2 separate regions of the Homo sapiens genome follow, and region 1 is linked to region 2. Evidence: read pairs that join two places in POLR2A ChIA-PET (ENCODE). Cell type or tissue: MCF 10A. All regions are shown on one strand.

What was found. ChIA-PET counts read pairs that join two places held together with the same protein. Peaks named below come from ENCODE experiments on the same cell type or tissue, not always from the same donor. Only the 100,000 strongest peaks of a DNase experiment are listed, where the experiment ranks them.
Region 1: POLR2A ChIA-PET joins it to region 2 with 8 read pairs; 2 of 35 experiments call an interaction of 5 or more read pairs at or near these places.

What each region holds. Positions count from the first base shown.
Region 1 is chr1:13,755,564-13,758,063 of GRCh38, forward strand. The region is part of intron 6 of PRDM2 (PR/SET domain 2); the gene reads left to right. Among named protein-coding and RNA genes, the nearest start is that of PRDM2, 57 kb to the left of the region's middle. In MCF 10A, no CTCF peak of the experiment used is centred here; no DNase peak of the experiment used is centred here.
Region 2 is chr1:13,622,334-13,624,833 of GRCh38, forward strand. It overlaps the pseudogene RNA5SP41. Among named protein-coding and RNA genes, the nearest start is that of PDPN, 40 kb to the left of the region's middle. In MCF 10A, no CTCF peak of the experiment used is centred here; a DNase peak (open chromatin) is centred at 1,128.

The sequences.
Region 1 (2,500 bases), 130 kb after region 2:
AATTTGAAAGTAAAAAACCTAATTTCCTGTGTTTTCCTTAAATATGAACACTAGGTTATTTTTCTAAATGATGAATTTTTATTGTTTTTTTTTAAACTCGTTCAGTGTTTTTTTTTCCCTAGACAATTTCATGTTCCAGTTTACAGATAGCTGTTACGACATTCAAACCTAATGTTCGTGGGAGCATTATAGAGAGGAGGGTGTAGTTATTTTATTTTTCAATAAAATAACTTTTAAAGTTTATTTATTTTGTAGAGACAGGGTCTTTCTGTGTTGCCCAGGTTGGACTCGAACTCCTGAGCTCAAGCTGTCTCCCTGCCTTAGCCTCCCTAATAGCTGGTATTACAGGCTTGTACAGGGTGTAGCTTTGTATTTAAAGTTGCCTCTAAAGAATTGAGGAATTGGAGGCTGGGCGCAATGGCTCACACCTGTAATCCCAGCGCTTTGGGAGGCTGAGGCGGGTGGATCACAAGGTCAGGAGATCGAGACCATCCTGGCTAACATGGTGAAACCCTGTCTCTTCTAAAAAAAAAAAAAAAATACAAAAAAATTAGCTGGGCGTGGTGGCGGGCGCCTGTAGTCCCAGCTACTCCGGAGGCTGAGGCAGGAGAATGGCGTGAACCCGGGAGGCAGAGCTTGTAGTGAGCCGAGATTGCGCCACAGCACTCCAGCCTGGGCAACAGAGCGAGACTCCTTCTCAAAAAAAAAAAAAAAAAGAATTGAGGGCTTGGATAAATATCCCAAGAACACCATTGTGGAGGTTAAAAATAGACTTTTCTTTTAGTTAAATGTTGTATGGTGAACTGAAGCTGAAGTTTCAGGTAGACTGGCATGGTACTTTGTTGGCATTCAGATGGCTTGTTTATATTTCACATGCTGCCAAGTACAGGCCTGAAGTTTTATTTTGACCATCCATCTGGCTCAGAGTGTTTTATTAATATTCCTAATTTGGTTGAAATAGTTTAGAGGAGCTGAATGACATGGAGAAACAAAAGTTACTTGAAAATGCTATTCTCTAAGTGAAAAAGAGAAATACTGCAAGTAGCTGTTTTTCTTTTTGCCACCCAGATTAAACCAGTTTTCATACATTACAAGAGTTCTTGGATGAATTCATTTATTACAATGTATTTTGATGTGGACATATGTCATGACTTGACACTTATTTGCACATCATGTCATTATGCCATGAATTGCTCACTTCTGTTGATGGTGACAATGACAGCAGTTACACTCGTTTCTAGCATTATGTTGGTTGCTCTGTGTATACCATAGCTAATCCTCCCAATAATCCTGCGAAGTTGAGATCCATATCCTCATTTGTAGAAGAGGAAACTGATGCTCCGAGGGGTTATGTGCTTTGGCCGAGTTCACACAGGTCCTAAATAAAAGGCTCTGTCTGTCTAAATCCAGTTTTTATGCATGATGTTTCTAAGTAGGACAGTTATACTGTATAAATTGCAGTGTTTTATTTGCTTTACTAACTAGCCAAGGTGAATTTTCACTGCTCACTGTAAGAAGTGCCCACTTTAATTCTAAATACCAAGACTATGATTAAGTGAAGTGTTTGGTGTAGGAGAGACCAGTCATGGTGACACCTTCAGCTGTTTTTGCTTTGGAGATTTATGGATTGCATAGGTATATTGTATTCCTTCAAACACCCCAAATAGTTTTTAAAAACACAGATTGCATTTTTACTGCTTTCTAGCTATTGTCTTTCAAGTGTTTTTTAAATGACATATTTGTTGGTTTAAGTTTCTAATGAATATTTTCTTTCTCTTAGGTTTTATATTATTTTGGCATTAGTTTTGAAACCAAAAGAGCACAGTAAGACATTGCTTTTGCCTAACTCCCTCTGCAGTGCAGAGGATCGAGTTTAGGATTATAGAGCTCTTTCATTTTGTCTTATTGATGAGAAGCTTTAGCTGTCAGCTCTGCAGCACTGGTCTTGTGTTGAGACTGGGTTAACAGTCTGGTTGTTCCACCAATAAAAATACACATTTTAAAGTTTTCTTAAGCTGAATGTTATATAGACAATGAACATGCTTTTTAATTAATGTGTAGTCTAAAGATTAATTACAGAAACTGTAAGTGCAATTCTGATTTGTTTGTGGATATAATTGAGTTACATCATGCTTGTTAGTCTTTTCAGCTTTAGGTGGTGACATTTTGTTTTTTATTTGTTTTGCCAAAATGTTTATTTGCAGAGGTGGATAGCTTTTTTTTTTTTTTTTTTTTTTAACTTTCATTTAAGAGGAATGCACATGAACTATTTGAAGCAGTACCTTCCTAAGAGGTTTTGTTTGCTGATAAAGCTTTCCTATTCTAGCTGCTTGACTCATACCAGAGGAGAAGCATTAAAGAAGACCAGAAGGTGAAAAGAGTCACCCTAACCTATCCATGTGTGCTCTTGAATTTTCCTAAGGAGGGGCACGCGTTGATTTCCTCATTGTCTTTATCCCACAATAGATTCTTAGAATATGTATGTCTATATAAAATTTTT
Region 2 (2,500 bases):
TCCTGCATGCTGGGCGTCCAACTCTCTTCCCTAGACAGCACTTCTATTGTAAGTCCCAACTATAATGGTTCCTACTGACCTCTCAGTTTAGCATCCATCCGCTGCACTGAGTTGCTCTGATCAAGCTTCCGAATGACCTCCTGTATGTCAATTCCAGGCCCTCTTCTTGGTCTTGTCTTCATTCATCCTCTGCAGCCATCAGCCCTGTTTTTGGTCCCCTTCTTGAAGCCGTCTTCTCTCGCTTGGCCTGCATGACATGCTCCCTTATTGGTTGCCCTTCCTGGTTCTCTGCAAGCTGTTCCACTGGCTCTTTTCTTCACTTCCCCCTCTTTGCTCACAGGCATGCTTCAGGCTTACTTTTTGCTTCTCTATGGTCTTTCCCTTGGAGAACTCATCTATTCTTAGAGCTTCAAATGGCATAAGCTCCAGAAGAGCAGGCATCTGTTTGGTTCTCGGCTACATCCTTGGTCCCTGCAGCAGTAACTGGCACATAACAAGTGAACAGTGCCTCCCCCTTTACATGTGCGCCATCAGCCTCCTAATTCAGATCCTCAAGCAAAATCTCATCACAATTGCAAACTTACATGCCCACATCCCCTCCTCCAATCTGATCTGCATTCTACCAATGGGATCTTCCTAAAATGTACTTTTTTTGTTTGCACATGTCACCACATTCTAAAAGTGATCCAGTGATTTCCTACAAAATAACTTGATGGTCAAGGGCTTCTACACTTTTTTTTTCCCTTAAGAGATAGGGTCTTGCTATGTTGCCCAGGCTGGATTTGATCAAACTCCTGGACTCAAGCAATCCTCCCACCTCGGGGTCCTGAGCAGCTGTGACCACAAGCATGCACCACAGCACCCAGTGGCTGATATACTCCCATCCAAGTACCAGCCAGGTCTGACCCTGCTTAGCTTCTGAGACGCATCCAGAATGGTATGGCCGTAGGCGCCGGCAGCTTCTATACTTTATCATGGGGCTGATATCACATTTGTACCTCCACTGTAGTCAAGTGAAAAGAGCATGGCTCTAGACCCTGGCTATTGCAGCTTTGGTTCCAGGCTGTCCTACTTCCAGTGTGGAGGAAATTGCTTAACGTTTTTACGTCATCGCACTCTTGATTTAAAGGAACCAAGACTCAGAAAGAAAGCATCTTTATGCAATGTTATGTGTTACATATATACACATTCCCATGTGAAAACATGGGAAATAAATCCTACGGGAACCCCCAAGCAACCACATAGCTCAGCCTACAGGAACTGAGAGTTTTCTACACAGCACTGGACTCTGGATTATCTTGACACCTCTACCACTGTTCTGGACAGTTTTCCTGTGCCCTGGTGAGTCTATTCTCCACTTTTCTTCCCCTGACTCTGTGACCTGAGAGGTTGACTTGAATAGACTACATCAACCAAGCTCTCTTGCTCTCAAGGTTCTGGTTGGGTTTGGCCAATGGAAGGCACTGAGAGGTGATCCAAGGGCAACAGAAGAGACAGGCTGAAGTATTTATTCTTCCGGCTTCTTCTCTGCAAGGCCACATGCTGCCAGTCATTGTGTTTTTCTTTTTTGAGACAGAGTCTCACTCTGTCACCCAGGCTGGAGTACAGTGGCACGATCTCGGCTCACTGCAGCCTCCACTTCCTGGGTTCAAGCAATTCTCCTGCCTCAGCCTCCCGAGTAGCTGGGATTACAGGCGCACACCACTATGCCTGGCTAATTTTTTGTAATTTTAGTAGAGACGGGGTTTCGCCATGTTGGCCAGGCTGGTCTCAAACTCCTGGCCTCAAGTGATCCACCCGCCTCGGCCTCCCAAAGTGCTGGGATTATAGGCCTGAGCCACCACGCCTGGTCCAGTCATTGTGTTTTTCTACCAAAAACCCCAGCTCCTGTTGGGTGGCCCTTTGCTTTTACCATAAGTCTCACCAGGTTCCAGGAACAAACTCCTCTTTTTGTGTCTTTAAACCTATGGATGCTAAGGGCTTCTTACGATCACTAACCTTCAGGTGCTTCACCGTCCCTTTTTGGTTTCCTTAACCCTGTGTTGCCACTGGCAAACAGTTCCTTCATCCAACTCTCTGCCATCACTCTTTTGAGGGTGCCATGTGTTTCCTGCTGGCACCCTGACTGATAAAACCACATGGGCATGTGTTGGTGGCCAATATTAGGGTGATCTAGCCCTTCACGTTTCTTCCCTTTGTGATTCCTACCACTACCAACCAATGATTTATTTTCTGCTCTGAGCATCTATTCTCTACTTCCTGGTTTCTGCTTATTGGTAATGTCCACTGATTCACCCCTTAAATCGCACATGGACTCTTAAGGCCCCACCCTGCCTCCATGGCCTCTCTTTGTGTATTCTCTCAGCTTTAGCCTTGGCTACCAGCAGACTGATTCACTCTACATTTCCGGGACTTCTGATGTCTAAGGAAATCGGGTTGGCCTGGCTGGTCACCATGGCCTCTGTTGGCCAGAGCTTCCTGTGCCAGGCCCCAGGTCACT